2 separate regions of the Homo sapiens genome follow, and region 1 is linked to region 2. A link is an interaction called in ENCODE POLR2A ChIA-PET data of the cell type or tissue named here. Cell type or tissue: B cell. All regions are shown on one strand. Each heading gives the region's core, and the rest is flanking DNA. Links, peaks and the distances in the headings are about the cores only.

Region 1 (8,885 bases), core at 571-8,570, 130 kb after region 2:
CAGGAAGGGGGAAGAAGGAAAGTTTTTTCTCTGGGTATTTTTTTGTTTGTTTGTATTTGTTTTTTTGGCTCCTGAAAAGGCTGGTAAAGAACAGTAACAGTGCAAGCAGTTAGAATATTTCTTTAAAAACAATGTAAAAAATGCAAAACATTAAGGATCTTCAAAGGCCAAACTTTCATTAATATAGAAAGAATTTTCACTAGAGTTAGGCAGCCACCCCAAAACAGCATGGCAAAATGGCATTGGTATAAAGGAAATAAAATACCACACAAAAATCCAAAACAAAACTAAAAACATTTCAAATTAAACCTGGAAGACTAGAAGATTCCAACAGCAGATTTCTGTCCACTACTGAAACATTCCAAAATCCAAGCTCCAAAGGTGCCTAAATGTATTTTAAATGAAACTTTGTTTTGTTTTTTTAAGAAGAAAAAAAAAAAAAAAAAAAAAAAAAGAAAGCAAGCAAGCAGTCAGTGAACCTGGTTATAAATCCTGCAATATATTACATTTTTTAAAATCCTAGTACAACAAAAACAAATCTTAAATAAAATTGAACAAACAAACAAATAAAAACAGTAGCAGCAGTGGTTACCTGTCTGAGCACCTACATTTTCTTAGGAGGGGATCGTGTCTCACCAGCCAAATAGCCCATAAACCTTCTCAAAAAAAGTGAGCCAGGAGAAAAGTATAACACAAGATTTGATTTCACAATGTCTCTAAGCCCCACAAGCCCCAAACTGGGGATTCACTGAATGAAACAAATTTGCTTCTCCATTGCTTTCTTCTTGAGAAAAAGAGATGATTTTCAAAGTCAATGCCTTCAATATGTTCTCAAAGTCTGATAATGTGCTTGATGAATGCCAAGTCTCTTGTTGGGTTTTTCTACTGTTCCAGGGTAGTTTTCTTATTGGTAACATATACAGGAAGATTTCAATGTTCATTGGAGAAAAGCCAGCAGAAATGACCAATCAATTATAGGCACCAAAAAAGAAAAAAACTATTAAAAATTTTAAATAGAATAGTTCATACTTGTATGTTTAGATATATAAAGTCCAGTTTTCATCATGGGTGACATAAAAACAATATCAGAAATAATCATTTTTGAAATACAATTTAGAATTACAATTTTAACAATATACAAAAATTTTACAATTCAGATTTTATCATTACACATATTTGATATATACATTCTCTCTCATAATAGCAATGAAGATTATACAAAAGTTATTAAACAATTATGAAAATAAGTTTAACCTAAATATCTGCTGCTGTTTGTTTCCTTAAGGTACTTCCAGAATGATTTGCTCTTATTCTCTACCTCAATCTTGAAGGAATTCAAGAAGATATCCATGTTTTTAAAATCTAAGATAACTACTGCTCTTTTCATTCTAACATGTGAGTGTACGTTTTAATATCATGTGAATGCATAATAGTGAATAAAGCTAATGAACTAATTTCACATATTTCCTATAATATAGTTGGTTAATTTGGTATAAGTTAAGAAAAGACTAACTACATTTTTCCTGATGCCTTACCCCACCAACACAAACATGAACTACATACTTGTGATATGTAACTATTCAAAGTGTATGTGTCATAATACACATGGCAACCAGATGGTCTCTATATGAACATATGAATGATAATTTAATTAAGCAGTTCTTTCTTCCTCATTTATTTCTCTATACCAAATAGTATGCATCCTCCACAGTATGGTCATTCAGCGAAAGAAGTACCAAGTATTTCTTTCTGTTAATGAGTCAGAGGTATTAATATATGTATGTGAGTCCCCCATTTACCCTGCGCAAGATAAGTTCTTTTAAATGCAATTAGAATATCCTAAGATAAATTACAAACTCCTCTTATGTATCCTTTTCTCTGAGGTGAAATGAGACACTGCACAGATGAGAGGTACTATTCTATTCATCAACAATCAACCTTTCACTCAATTTTAATATTATTTAATTCTATGGAAAAAACAAATTTTATTACATTCCTTTTTAAAACGGGGGAAAAACTGTACAAGTAAGCATGATCAAACCTCTGTTATAGCTGGTTAATACTGATCTTTTATTATTGCCTCGAAGTCTCTCTAGTAGTGTCCAAGAAATTATGTTTAAGGTCCATCTGAAGGAAAATAGCACTGGAGAGGCAAGAAAGGGCTTGGGTAAAAGCTTCAGAGGATTCGTAGGGAGATGGAAAACTTGCTGTTTAAAAAATTACGTTGGGCTCTGCAGCATCTCCATTTCTTAACATACCATCCAAACCCATCAATGGGATTAGTTTTACCCATGTTTTAAAGGCTCATATTATATGCAGTTTGGGGGCTTTTATAAATTCTGCAAGTAAAGGAATATAAAGAGTGGACAGTATTGAAGGCTTAAGAGTAGGGCTATAAGAGACTCAATACTACTAAATAAGTCCCCAAACAAAAACATCCAACCCACCCCCAATCCCAAATCCTATATGTAAAAAGAGAAAATGCATAGCCAGAAGCATTAAAGAAAAGCATGTAGCCTTGAATAAACTGTACACTGAACAGGCTAGAAACAAAAGGAAAAAAACAAACAACGTACATATACACAAAAAGGCCTAAAAAAGCATCTACTCACCCTATGTTTTAAGGTGAATACCTCTACCCCAGTGGAGTCTACTTATGAAAACAACTCATCTGTTTTTTAAAGTCAAAAACTCTGTTTCCCATCATGCTCCATTTTCTAAATTATCCTTTTTGATTAGTTGATGGAAACAAAAAGCAAAACACATACACATGCATGCGTGCACACACATACACATATACTCCCTCGTAAAATGTGAAAAATGCAAATATATAACGCTGGCATTCGAAATCACTTCAGCTTTATACTTAGAACTCATAGGCTCTTGATTTGCCCCCAAAAATATTTTTCCTTGTCCTTATTTAAATGCCCAACTACCAAAACAAAAAGGGAAAAAATAAAAGGCTTTAAATGTACATGTTTCAAGTCAGTGTCTTGTTAACAAAAAAGGTAGCATTTTCTTCACTTTGGCCATTGTTAAAGATGCAGGCATAGAGCAGGAAATGTTAGACTAGCATGTATTAAAAAAAAAAAAAAAAGCAACATTAACAGAGCACATCTTTCAAAAAAGACTAAAACACTAACAAATACAAGTGAATGCACATATTTTAAACTAGTGTAATTTTATCTACATTGAATTAATGTTATTTTGTATACCGGACATTGCAATACTGTTCATTTCCATTTCATCATGCAAACATGCCAATTTTGTCATTAAGAAGCCTTTATTGGGTTATATTCAATTTGACCTCCCACCAAATTAAGCGGGAAAAAACAAAAAAATAAGAAATCCCAGTAAAAGAGCCCCTCAAGATTTCATAAACTACAAACTAAAGCTGCTAGTTAATAAGGAAATGGCAGAATTTTCAGAGCTGTATAATACAAAAATTCCTGTAATTTATGCAGATGTTTTCCTCACTGATGACAAATCTTCCAACACAATGTGAAGTTATGCTACTTGGATATTTGTAGCAAAACCATTTTTTTTTGTACAAAAACAAAAGCAAGGGACCATGAAAAAAAAAAAGTATTTGTTCCTCATGGCCTATGAGCATACACATTTTTTAGCAATTTAAAAGGGTAACTATGAGAGCCTGACATTTTTCTATACCCCACCTATTCTGCCTCTCTATTTGTAGGATTTGTAAATGAAAGTAACATCTTACTAGCAGAGGTCTCATCTATCTCCCACTCTCTCCAACTAATCCTACTAATTTTCTCTCATCTTCCTGAGCATCCTCCATGAACAGCATTGCAAGTTGGTTTTAAAAATAGAAAAGAAGAAAGAAAGTTTTACAAGGGTTTTGTTGGTTAATTACCAGTGGAGTCAGTCCACCAGTAGTTTGATTTCATTGGCTAGCAGCTGGTTCATGTTGAACAGGCCCCCTGGGAGCTTGGTGAGCAGCTCTCGCTCCGTGCTTTCAGGGTCGCTGTCAACAGAGCTGGAACTTGCACTCATGTTGTCAACAGCAGTGCTGGCTGGGGGACCCAGCTCCGGCTCACTAGTCTCACTGGCAGTGGACACCACGGAGAGCAGGGACATACGCCGGGTGAGCCGGCCAGAGGGTAGAAGGGAGGCGGCATAGTCTGCTATGATACCAGCTACATCTAGATTACAAGCCTTATCAAAGGCGATGAAACCTACATTTGCATTGGCCTCACAGACGCAGAAGGAGCCGTCATCTTTCATCAGCAGATCAATGCCACACACATCCATCCCCAGGATATTAGACACCTGGATAGCTAGCTGCTTCCCTTGTTCACTCAATGAGCACATCATCCCCACACCACCTGGCAAAAGAAACAAGACAGGAAATTAACAAAATCATAAACTTTTGAAATAAAATTAAAGTTGGCCTCCAAGGCTAAGCCTTTCTTCTAAATTAATAGTGAAAACAAAGGCGTTATTCTAGTGTAAAATTAGGACTTCTAAGTCTAGATTTCCTTAATCAGGAATCCTCTCCCTATCCAGTCTCCCAGGAATTGATGATTTCGTAAGTTGTCAATATTTTTTCCAAGTCTATCTTACTTGCAATAATATAAACCAAGTATAAGGAAGTTCAGCATAAATACAATTAGACCACTTGATAGATGGCAAAAGTATTATTGGTTTTTGATTTATAAAAATAATAAAAATGCATAACAGAACGGAGGATGGGGTGAAATCTGGGAAGGTGGTGACGTGAACACAGTTTTCTTCCTCTATAGCCCCCACTTCAATCTAGCTGTCATTCCTAAACCAAAAGGCTTCTGGGTTATAAGGTAGCTGGCTGGATATAAGTGAAGTCTTTGGCCTTGCCAAAAGGAAGGAAGAGAAAGGAAGTAGAACTTGATTTTCTCACTTGGAGATCAGCTTCACGAAGCTCTGAACTAAGGACAGGAAAGTAAAGAACTTTAAGAAGAGCTTGGTTCCAAGAGCTCTGTGTATCCATAGGAGTGAGGATGACATGTGAGTTTACCCGTAGTGTTTGACCCCAAAAAGGCCAGAAGTAGCTGGACAGGTGAGGTGGATCCTCCCTACCACTGAGGCTGTAGGAATAAAGAAGTCAAGGAAACAAAAGGCTTCTTTTAGGTACCTCCGTAGAAGACTGGCCCGTGAATTAAATGATTCTGCTTCACAGCACTTCTAAGACTGAGGCCATGTAGAATACTACAAATAACCCAAGCTGAGTGAGCCCTGATGTAAAAACAAAACAATAATAATCCATCTATGACTTTGATGAAAGAAATAAGAGCTCTTTAAGGAGATTCAAGTTCAGCACAAAAAGATTTTCTGAAGTTAAAACAAAAACATGATTACTCAACTAAAAAATCCAATAGAGAAACTCAAAGAGAGTACAGTCGCTTTGAGAGTTGACTTAGAAAATCAAGTAATATGCAAAGCATAGCTAAAAATGTGAGGTGAAATCATAAAGATAAAAAATTTGGGCCAGCTGTGATGGCTCATGCCTGTAATCCCAACACTTTGGGAGGCTGAGGTGGATCACTTGAGGTCAGGAGTTCAAGACCAGCCTGGCCAACATGGTGAAACCTCGTTTCTACTAAAAATACAAAAATTAGCCCGGTGTGGTGGCAGGCGCCTATAGTTCCGGCTACTCAGGAAGCTGAGGCACAAGAATCGCTTGAACCCAGGAGGTGGAAGTTGCTGTGAGCCAAGATTGTGCCACTGCACTCCAGCCTGGGCGACAGAACGAGACTCCATCTCAAAAACAAAAACAAAAACAAAACAAAACAAAAACAAAACTGGAGAACTGAATCAGAAAAATATTCCTCAGAAGGACAGAAACAGATGGAGAGGCAATAATTAATGAAGACATTTTCCAGAAAACTGTATAAGGAAGAAATTTAGTCTGCTGACTAAAACAGCTAAAATCCAGGTTGAACTGATAAGACACAAATATATCTACAAAATCCCAATAAAATGTGAGCGCCACTAAAAAAATTTACAAAGAATAAATTACCCACAAAGGAAAAAAATGAGAGTAGATTTGGACATTAAACTGCAACAATAAAATCTTCAAGGCAGTAGAATTGAAGCTAGACTCTTACAATATAAGAATTATATCTCAGACAAAGTATTATTCTTCTTCCAAGGAGAAAGATGTGTGATATTCTGATCTAAATTATATATTGGTTTTTGTCCACAGTTCCTGGCATATCACTCCAACAGCCCTTGTTATAGTCTTTTGTTATAATGTTGGGGCACTTTCCTTAGAAAATAGAATCTAACCTTCCCCTGTCCTCCTTTCACCTACCCCACAGCAGGACTCTAATCTTTCACAGCCTTTCTGATTGTGGGTCATAAGACCTCATTCCAGATGAGGTCCTGCCCCATACCCTGGAGGAAGGAATGTGGCACAGAGAGGCCAAGAAGAATCTGAACATACAGGCCTTGCTGGGTTTCCCTACTCAGTCTACTAGTGTTAGATCATACCCTTTTGGTCCAATTACATTTTTACATGGTTATCAATTATGTCTATCCAATTGGATATCAAAAAGGGCAAGGTTCAGAAAACTTCTGGATAGCTGGACACGTAGAGGCTCCTGAAGGGTGGCAAGCCGTGGGAGGGCATGGAAGCTCCATATCCTTTCTCCCATACCTTGCCCTATGCATCTCTTCACCTGTATCCTTTGAAATATCCTTTATAATATACAGATAACACAATGTAAGTGTTCTTTGAGTTCTGTGAGTTGCTGTAGCAAATTAATCAAACCTAAGCAGAAAGTCACGGGAACCCCAACTTGAAGCCAGTTGGTCAGAAGTTCTGTAGGCCTGGACTTGCAACTGGTGTCTGAAGGGGGTGAGGTGGGAAGTTGGGGATATTCTTGGTGACTCCTGGTGACTGAGCCCTCAACCTGTCAGATCTGATGGTATCTCCAAATAGAGAAATCCCCCACACGTGGTCAAATAAGTGTTCCATGTGAATTGTTGTTGAATGAGAGAATAGAAAAAGCACTTTGAGTGTATTTTTTGTATTAACAGAATATGTGAGGGTATCTATGACTCTGATAGCCCACCAGGAAAAATAATCAAGAAATGATACTAACATACTAGTAAATGGCTAACAGAGATCTCAAGATATGGGAAGATGAATATGAGGAGTAAACCATGGTGAGTACTTTGCAATATAGGTATAATTCATTTTAAGTGGATAAAGACAGACTGCCTGGGAATGGATAAAGTGCTATATAAGGGTTCATGAAACAGAAGAGACATACAGTAAAACAAATTCCAAACAGATGAACTAAAACTATTAGATGATTTCAGCAAAACTGGAATATAAGGTCAATGAGACTAGGGATTTCTGTCTGTTTTGTTCACTAGTATATACAAAATACTGCTACAATAGGCCAGGCGCGGTGGCTCATGCCTGTAATCCCAGCACTATGGGAGGTCGAGGCGAACAGATCACCTGAGGTCAGGAGTTAGAGACCAGGCTGGCAAACATGGTGAAACCCCGTCTCTACTAAAAATACAAAAATTAGCTGGGTGTGGTGGCAGGTGCCTGCATGTGGGAGGCCAAGATAGGAGAATCACTTTAACCCGGGAAGCGGGGGTTGCAGTGAGCTGAGATCATGCCATTGCACTCCAAGCCTGGGCAACAAGAGCAAAATTCCATCTCCCAAAAAAAAAAAAAAAATTATTGCTACAACAGTACTTGACGCTTTGGAGGTACTTGAAACTATTTACTCAATAAATGAGTCAATCAAGTGGAAAGAGTAGGAAGGAAATAAAATTGTTCTAATATTCCCATTGGAGGGGAGAGGGAACAAGGAACACCAGGGGAAAGTAAAGGTATTCCAAAGACTTCATTATTATTATGATGATACAGTGAAGTAGTAAATAAAGTATCAAGGAAAATTATCTTCTCAAGTAACTGTAGAGAATCTGTCTGATTATGAGCATAAGAAAATAGAAGGTAACCATTAATGGAATGCAAAACCCTGGTTGATCTCCCAAATTAACTGGGTTTGGTGGCAGGAGTGAAAATAAAATGGTACCTTACTAACCAGCAAAAATTAGAAAAGAAAAAGAAAAAGGAACAATTTGAGTTAAATAATAAACACAAAATAAGATGGAAGAAATTTTAAGTATATTAGTAATTACACAAAAAATGGACCAAATCTTCCATTAAAAGATGGAAACTAGTCCGATTTGAATAAAAAACAAAACTTAGCTATATACTGCTTATAGAAAACACGCAAAATAAACTTACTTCACAGCTTTATTTCTCCTGACCAGAGTATATATCCATATATACATTTTTTCCTTTGTTAAATATAAAAAACAATTATGCTAGTCACACACCAAAAAAAATTAATGAAATTAAAAAAAAATGTTACAGGCCACATTCTCTGACAACATTAGTAAGTCAAGAAAATCAGAAGGTAATAGGGTAATGGTAAAGGTAGCCAAAAGAATATTAACTACTTTGAGGTTGCAAAACTGATCCCTTGGATCAAAGAAATCACAAAGGAAAATGAGAACCAACTGTAAATAAAAGAGAAAAATGCTTTGTATTAATACCTTCCAACACTGTGAAAATTCTCCAGAGGAAGATGTTTAACATGAATTGCCTTCATTTTGAAACAAGAAACTAAGTGTTCTAGCCAAAGAAACTAGGAAGAGAGATATAATGAAAACAAAAAGTAAAATGAATACAACAGAAAGATAGAATTTTTTAAAAATACAAAAGCTATTTTGACAAGAATAAGAATGACAATAAAGAGAATCACATACAAAGCAGAGATTAAAAGCAGCATATGCAAATATCTCACAAAACTCTTTGGCAAAAAACTGGAAACCTAAAAGAAATGTATCATTTT
Region 2 (8,885 bases), core at 317-8,316:
GAGGTCTAGTATTAAACCCTCCTTAGAATTTTCTCTTGCAGACCGGGCACAGTGGCTCATGCCTGTAATCCCAGCACTTTAAGAGCCCAAGGCAGGCGGATCATTTGAGGTCAGGAGTTTGAGACCAGACTGACCAACATAGTGAAACCCTGTCTCTACTAAAAATACAAAAAATTCAGCCAGGCGTAGTGGCGCATGCCTGTAGTCCCAGCTACTCAAGAGACAGAGGCAAGAGAATCGCTCAAACCTGGTAGGCGGAGGTTGCAGTGAGCCGAGATCACACCACTGCACTCCAGCCTGGGTGACTGAGCCAAATTCGGTCTCAGAAAAGAAAAAAAAAATTTTTTCACAGTTGTGATGCTGCTTGGCCCCAAAATTGTTTAGAATCTGAAATTTACTGTCTAATCAGAAAGTGGGATGGCGTTGCATGTATCCAGGCTTTTGTGCTGCTGTTCTAAGCAGGGGGCCTGGTTAACATGTGACACCCTCCTTTGGTACTGTTTGGCCCCGGTGCTCCTTGAAGTCTAGGGAGGCTGGGAGGCTTTAGCCCTTCAATATCGAACTGCCATGGAGGCTGCTTTACCTGAAATTTTGGTTCAGAGCCGTCCTTGTATTTTCTATTAGGTTGAAGTAAAACCGCAAGCTTGTATTGCTATCTCGTGGCTAAGGTTCCAAGGTATTGGATCTTCGTTGATGTATGTGTATACATGTCTAGATGTGTTTATTTGTTTGTACACCTACTGTTATATGTTGTGTCTACCAAATTGGCTTATAAGTAAAAGTGCGCTCATAAATCAAGTAAATAAGTCTAAGCAATTTTCAAGTTCACGTGACTTAAAGTGTAACTTAACAAGCTAGCTTTAAAATTATTGGCAGAATAAAAATAGAAATGCCTTCAGAATTGTCCGCATACCTTCCACCGTTAACAGCGCCACTGCATTCCAGCCTGGATGACGGAGAGAGACTGTCTCAAGAAAAAAAGAAAAGACCCAAAGAGGCAATTGCTTGAACCTGGGAGGCAGAGGTTGCGGTGAGGCAGAGGTTGCGGTGAGTGAGATCGTGCCATTGCACTGCAGCCTGGGCAACAAGAGTGAAACTCCGTCTCAAAAAAAAAAAAAAGAAAGAAAGAAAGAAAGAAAAAAATACAAATTTATAAAAAACCAATTCACTATAACAACAACTTACACAGCATTTACATTATATTAGGTATAAGTGATCTAGAGATGATTTGAAGTATACAGGAGGGCCAGGTGCAGTGACTCATGCCTATAATCCCAGCACTTTGGGAGGCCAAGGCAGGTGGATTGCTTAAGGCCAGGAGTTCAAGACCAGCCTAGCCAACTGGTGAAACCCCGCCTCTACTAAAAATACAAAAATTAGCCAGGTGTGATAATGCACGCCTGCAATCCCAGCTACAGGCTGAGGCACAAGAATCACGGGAACCCAGGAAACAGAAGTTGCAGTGAGCCAAGATCACTCCACTGCAACCCAGCCTGGGTGACAGCAAGACCCTCTCTCAAAAAAAAATAAGATAAAAAAAATGTATACAGGAAGATGTGCATAACTTGTATGCAAATACTATGTCATTTTATATAAGAACATCCTCAGATTTTTGTATATGCAGGGGGTGGCAACTAGAACCAATACCCTGTGGATACCAAGGAACTACTGTATACCTTTTTACACAAAGAATTATAAATTATGGGGATGTGACAAAACAAAGGGGCTTGGTGTAATGGCAGTAAATTGTGGGACAGTGACTAGGAAATATAAAGGGGGAACCAGTGGAAGTTAAAGGTTATTTTAGTAAGACTATTTGCATAGATCTATTTCAGTGTCAGTTCCCTTTCTATGGTGATAAGAATGTTCTCTTCCTTGTACACAGAGGGCATGTTTCTCATGGAAAATTGTATGACCTGCTTTCAGGTAGAAAGGGAGAATCAGAGAGCTTTTCCTGCATCAGCTGTTTCTCCAGTGTCTTCAGCTCAAATGAATATGCCAAAACAACATATTTTGGGGTGGCATAATCTGAAGCCCTTTATTTATTTTTCAAAAAGCAGCAAGCAGCTGAACGTTCTCTGCTGCCTGAAGTTTAGCCGGTTGCCAACTGTATTAGTGCGCTGGCAACAGGGAAATTCATGTTGTCACAGGGTTGGACTAATCAATGGGTAAGTACTCAGGTATCATTTTGAGTGGCAGCATTTTAGTTCTGTAAAAGTGATATTAAAATATAATTTTCAAAAAGCTAGAATCATAACTCATGCAAATATAAAACGAACACGTCAAAGATTTTATACAACTTATTAATTAATGAAAGAATCTATAAGATATCAAAATCAGTTCAAAGTGCGTTTGAGAAGCATGGGTGTTTCTAGGCAATTTAACAAAGGAATGTTAGTGAGATTGCTGTATTGGATACAAAAGTGGTTAATGTCCTATAGGACCATGAAACATAACCTTCAGGATTATCCTTTCCACCACCAGACAGCAGCCAGTTGCAGCTATGAGTTAATCTCTGCCTCTTCTGACTTGTGAAGTGACTGAATTGATGGGAATCAATCAAAGACACAAGCCCAGTATTGAACTGAAAGAACACCTGGTAACCTCTTCCTTTTCCAACTTTCAGAGGATATCTGTGGCAACTGTAAATCTGACTAAGGAAACTGTTAGAGTTGCCAGAGTCCGAGAAAATGGATCACCCCATCAGTGCACTCTGCCTCAGTTCTTTTTCTTGACGACACTGGAGATAGCCAGTCATCACACCTTCAGCAAACCTGCTCCTCCCTTAGACTTCCCTGATTTGGAAAGTGGCAATCCCAATTGCCCAAGCAAAAAACGTTGAAGTCATTCTTGACTCTTCTCTTTAGATCACCCCCTACATCTGAGTCATCCATTTATTCAATATTCAACAAAAATACATTGAGGGCCTCCCCTAAGACAGTCACTTTTTTTTCTGTCATGGGTGGCCATCAGTAGACAAAACAGACAAAATGTTTACCCTCATGGAGTTCACATTGTAGTGGGGGAGAAAACAAACAAATCAGTAAAATCTAAAATCCATGGGAATTCGCATGATGAGAACTGCTATGGGAACATTTTTTTAATGGAAAAATGTCAGGAGAATTGGAAGATGGGGCTTAGAATTTTAACAGAGTGGTCAGGGAAGACTTCACAGAGAAAGTGGCATTTATGAAGAGATGTAAAGGGAACAAGAGAGGGGGCATGTGTGTATCTGCTCCAGGTGGAGGATTGTGTGCCCGGTGTGTTAGAACAGCAAGCAGAGTGTGCCTGGACCAGAGTGAGTGAGATGGTTTAGCTGTGTCCCCACCCAAATCTCAACTTGCATTGTATCTTCCAGAATTCCCACGTGTGGGCTGGGCGTGGTGGCTCAAACCTGTAATCCCAACACTTTGGGAGGCCAAAGTGGGTGGATCAACTGAGGTCAGGAGTTTGAGACCAGCCCAGCCAACATGGGGAAACCCCATCTCTACTAAAAATACCAAAAAAAAAAAAAAAAAAAAAAAATTAGCAGGGCGTGGTGACAGGTGCCTGTAATTCCAGCTACTCGGGAGGCTGAGGAAGGGGAATTGCTTGAACCCAGGAGGTGGAGGTTGCAGTGAACCAAGATTGCTCCAGCCTGGGCAACAAGAGCAAAACTCCGTTTCAAAAAAAAAAAAACAGAATTCCCACTTGTTGTGGGAGGGACACAAGGGGAAGTAATTGAATCACGGGGGCCCGTCTTTCCCATGATATTCTCGTGATAGTGAATAAGTCTCACAAGATCTGATGGGTTTATAAAGGGTTTCCGCTTTTGCTTCTTCCTCATTTTCTCTTCCACTGCCATATAAGGAGTGCCTTTTGCCTCTGGTCATGATTCTGTGGCCTCCCCAGCCATGTGAAACTGTAAGTCCAATTAAACTTCCTTTTCTTCCCAGTCTCAGGTATGTGTTTATCAGCAGCATGAAAACAGACTAATACAGTAAATTGATACCAATAGAATGGGGCATTGCTGAAAAAGATACCTGAAAATTTGGAAGTGACTTAGGAACTGGGTAACAAGCAGAGATTGGAACAGTTTGAAGGGCTCAGGAGAAGACAAGAAAATGTGGGAAAGTTTGGAACTTCCTAGAGACTTGAACGGCTTTGCCCAAAATGCTGATAGCGATATAGGCAATAAAATCCAGGCTGAGGCCGGATGCAGTGGCTCACGCCTGTAATCCCAGCACTTCGGGAGGCCCAGGTGGACAGATCACTGAGGTCGGGAGTTCAAGACCAGCCTGACCAACATGAAGAAACCCCGTCTCTACTAAAAATACAAAATTAGCTGGGCGTGGTGGCACATGCCTGTAATCCCAGCTACTTGGGAGGCTGAGGCAGGAGAATCACTTGAATCCAGGAGGCGGAGGTTGCGGTGAGCCAAGATCGTGCCATTTCACTCCAGCCTGGGCAACAAGAGTGAAACTCCATCTCAAAAAACAAAAAACAAAAAAAAAATCCATGCTGAAGTCGTCTCAGATGGAGATGAGGAACTTTTTGGGAACTGGAGCAAAGGTGATTCTTGTTATGTTTTAGCAAAGAGATGGGCAGCATTTTGCCCCTGCCCTAGAGATCTGTGGAATTTTGAACTTCAGAGAGATGATTTAGGGTATCTGACAGAAGAAATTTCTAAACAGCAAAGCATCCAAGAGGTGACTTGGGTGCACTTAAAGGCATTCAATTTTATAAGGGAAGCAGAGCATAAAAGTTTGGAAAATTTGCAGCCTGACTATGTGATAGAAAAGAAAAACCCAAGCCAGCTGCAGAAACTTGCATAAGTAGCAAGAAGCCTAATGTTAATCCCCAAGACCATGGGGAAAATGTCTCCAGGCCATGTCAGAGACCTTCACGGAAGTCCCTCCCATCACAGGTCCAGAGGCCCAGGAGGAAAAAGTGGTTTCGTGGGCCAGGTGCAGGGTCCCCATGCTGTGTGCAGTCTAGGGACTTGGTGCACTGTGTCCCAGCCACTCCAGCCATGGCTGAAAGGGGCCAACGTACAGCTCAGGCTGTGGCTTCAGAGGGTGGAACCCCCAAGCCTTGGCAGCTTCCATGTGGTGTTGAGCCTGCAGGTGCACAGAAGTCAAGAATTGAGGTTTGGGGGCCGGGCACAGTGGCTCACGCCTGTAATCCCAGTGCTTTGGGAGGCCGAGGCAGGCAGATCATGAGGTCAGGAGTTCGAGACCAGCCTGGCCAATATGGTGAAACCCTGTCTCTACTACAAATACAAAAATTAGCTGGGCGTGGTGGCACATGCCTGTAGTCCCAGCTACTCAGGAGGCTGAGACAGAAGAATCGCTTGAACCTGGGAGGCGGAGGTTGCAGTGAGCTGAGATCGCGCCACTGCACTCCAGCCTGGGTGATACAGCGACTCTCCATCTCGAAAAAAAAAAAAAAAGAATTGAGGTTTAGGAACCTCCGCCTAGATTTCAGAAGATGTATGGAAATGCCTGGATGCCCAGGCAAAAGTTTGCTGCAGGGGTGGGGCCCTCATGAAGAACCTCTGCTAGGGCAGTGCAGAAGGGAAATGTGGGGTTGGAGCCTCCACACAGTCCTTACTGGGACACCACCTAATGGAGCTATGAGAAGTGGGCCACCGTCCTCCAGACCCCAGAATGGTAGTTCCACTGACAGCTTGCACCAGGCACATGGAAAAGTTGCAGACACTCAATGCCAGCTCGTGAAAGCAGCCAGGAGGGAGGCTGTACCCTGCAAAGCCACAGGAGTAGAGCTGCCCAAGACCGTGAGAACCCACCTCTTGCATCAGCATGACCTGGATATGAGACCTGGAGTCAAAGGAGATCATTTGGGAGCTTTAAAATTTGACTGCTCTACTGGATTTCGGACTTGCATGGGCCCTGTAACTCCTTTGTTTTGGCCAATTTCTCCCATTTGGAATGGCTGTATTTACCCAATACCTGTATACCAGTTGTATCTAGAATGTAACTAGTTTGCTTTTGATTTTACAGGCTCATAGGCAGAAGGGACTTGCCTTGTCTTGGATGACACTTTGGACTGTGGACTTTGGGGTTAATGCTGAAATGAGGGCCGGGCGCGGTGGCTCATGCCTGTAATCCCAGCACTTTGGGAGGCCGAGGCGGGCGGATCACCTGAGGTCGGGAGTTCGAGACCAGCCTGACCAACGTGGAGAAACCCCGGCTCTACTAAAAATACAAAATTAGCCAGGCATGGTGGCACATGCCTGTAATCCCAGCTGCTAGGGAGGCTGAGGCAGGAGAATTGCTTGAACCTGGGAGGCGGAGGTTGCAGTGAGCCGAGATCGCGCCATTGCACTCCAGCTTGGGCAATAAGAGTGAAACTCCATCTCGAAAAAAAAAAGAAATGCTGAAATGAGTTAAGGCTTTGAGGGACTGTTGGGAAGGCATGATTGGTTTTGAAATGTGAGGACATGAGATTTGGAGGGGCCAGGGGCAGGATGATATGGGGTTTTGCTGTGTCCCCACCCAAATATCAACCTGAATTGTATCTCCCAGAATTCCCACGTGTTGTGGGAGGGACCCAGGGGGAGGTCATTGAATCATGGGGGCCCATCTTTCCCATGATATTCTGATGATGGTGAATAAGTCTCGTGAGATCTGATAGGTTTATCAAGGGGTTCTGCTTTTGCTTCTTCCTCATTTTTCTCTTCCACTGCCATGTAGGAAGTGCCTTTTGCCTCTCGTCATGATTCTGAGGCCTCCCCGGCCATGTGGAACTGTAAGTCCATTTAAACCTCTTTTTTCTTCCCAGTCTCAGGTATGTCTTTGTCGGCAGCATGAAAATGGGCGAATACAGTGAGCTAGGAATAGAGGAGCTGGAAGTAAGGTCAGAGTTATAACAAAGTGTGGGAGTGCCAGGGGAGAGGAGAACGGGGAGGAAGAGAGCAAATAACAATTATAAAAACTGACTTTAGCTTTGTTGGAGCTCAGAAAATGATACCCCAAAGTATGGCGCTTTGGCATGCTGAGTACTTTAGAGACTAAAAAGCCTCAGAAGCAAAGTCTCTGACCTTCTCCTGCCCTCCTGTCTCTCACCTCTCTTTCTCCCCTGAGGAGTCACAGAAACCATAATTCCTCTTCCCCAAGGTTGGTCAGAGAAACTAGAACTTCTCTCCCCACAAACAAGCCATAAAACCTAGAAAGGTCACTTTCTCTGTTGTCCATTGAAGACCCTCACTCCAGAAGGGTCCTGCCCCAAACCCAGGAGGAAAGAATGCTGCACAGAGAGGCCAAGAAGGATCTGAACAGAGAGACCTTGCTGGGTTTCCCCGCTTAGTCCATTACCATTAGATCATACCCTTTTGTCCAATCACATTCCTACACCGCTGCCCATTCTTCATCAGACCTAAGCACAGAGACACAGTGTTCTCTGGGTCTTTTGGTCTTCATTTCTGAAGACACTGGTGTCACCTAAAACTTTGATGAAGTACATTTGTTATGCTTTTCTCTTATTAACCTGTCTTTTATTATAGGAGTGCCAGCCACAACCCTTATGATGGGTGAGGAAATATATCACACTTTTTTACCCTTACAGCTTTTATTGCGACTGGGAACTGTTGGAAGGATTTGAATAGAGCAGTAATGTGGTTTGACTTACATTTTAACATCATCACTGTGGCTGCTGTGTTAAGAATAGGCCTGAGAGACAAGGATGGAAGCAAGTAAATGTTAGGAGGCTGTTGCAGTAGACCAGAGGAGTAACAATAGAAGTGGTGAGAAGTAGTTGGATTCGGAATATATTTTGAAGCGAGTCAACAGGATTTGGAGACACGGTGCATGTGGGATGTGAGAAAAAGAGAAAAAACAGGGTACCTCCAAAGTTTTTGGCCTAAGAATAAACTTTAGAGATTATCCTATAAGAGGATATCTAGAGCTATCATTTTTTTTTTTTTTTTGAGATGGAATTTCACTCTTGTCGCCCAGGCTGGAGTGCAATGGCGCAATCTCGGCTCACCACAACTCCCGCCTCCCAGGTTCAAGCGATTCTCCTGCCTCAGACTCCTGAGTAGCTGGGATTATGGGCATGCACCACCACGCCTGGCTAATTTTGTATTTTTAGGAGAGACAGGGTTTCACCATGTTGGCCAGGATGGTCTCAATCTCTTGACCTGGTCATCTGCCCACCTTGGTTTCCCAAAGTGCTGGGATTACAGGTGTGAGCCACCGCGCCCGGCGAGGCGGAGTCTTACTCTGTCACCCAGGCTGGAATGCCGTGGCATGATCTCGGCTCACTGCAACCTCTGCCTCCTGGGTTCAAGCAATTCCACTGCCTCCATCTCCTGAGTAGCTGGGATTACAGGCACGTGCTAGCCACCATGCCCGACTAATTTTGTATTTTTAGTAGAGACAGGGTTTCACCATGTTGGCCAGGCTGGTCTCAAACTCCTGACCTCAGTAGTAGAATAGGAGGCATATGGCCTCCCAAAGTGCTAGGATTACAGGCACGAGCCACTGCGCCTGGCCAGTGTTAGATGACTTATTGTGTAACCCTTAAAATTTTTATAGTTGTCTTTTTCTTTTAAAATTCTTATTTTTAAAAAATTCGTTTGGTTTTTTTTTTTTTTTGAGACAGGGTCTCGCCCTATTGTCCAGGGCGTGATCTCGGCTCACTGCAGCCTCTACCTCCCAAGTTCAAGCAATCCTCCCACCTCAGCATCCCTAGTAGTTGGGGTACAGGCATGCACCACCACACCTGGCTAATCTTTTTTTATTTTTTGTAGGGATAGGGTTTCACTATGTTGCCCAGGCTGGTCTTGAACTCCTGGGCTCAAGGGATCTTCCCAGGCTGGCCTCCCAAAGTGCTGGGATTACAGATGTGAGCCACCGCCTGGTCTCCATCTTGGTTCTAACCTC

Evidence for each region. ChIA-PET counts read pairs that join two places held together with the same protein. Peaks named below come from ENCODE experiments on the same cell type or tissue, not always from the same donor. Only the 100,000 strongest peaks of a DNase experiment are listed, where the experiment ranks them.
Region 1: POLR2A ChIA-PET joins it to region 2 with 7 read pairs; 2 of 35 experiments call an interaction of 5 or more read pairs at or near these places.

Annotation. Positions count from the first base shown.
Region 1 is chr12:8,768,785-8,777,669 of GRCh38, reverse strand. RIMKLB (ribosomal modification protein rimK like family member B) reads right to left here. Exons shown (of 6, transcript NM_001297776.2): 6 at 479-4,349. The coding sequence ends at 3,886. A2ML1-AS1 (A2ML1 antisense RNA 1) reads left to right here. Exons shown (of 2, transcript NR_046715.1): 2 at 1,286-1,459. Among named protein-coding and RNA genes, the nearest start is that of LINC02972, 15 kb to the left of the region's middle. RefSeq lists enhancers at 4,562-5,061, 5,062-5,563. In B cell, for the core only: no CTCF peak of the experiment used is centred there; no DNase peak of the experiment used is centred there.
Region 2 is chr12:8,897,819-8,906,703 of GRCh38, reverse strand. No RefSeq gene overlaps it. Among named protein-coding and RNA genes, the nearest start is that of PHC1, 12 kb to the left of the region's middle. RefSeq lists an enhancer at 1,072-1,728. In B cell, for the core only: no CTCF peak of the experiment used is centred there; DNase peaks (open chromatin) are centred at 3,300 and 3,773; H3K4me3 peaks cover 348 bases; H3K27ac peaks cover 694 bases.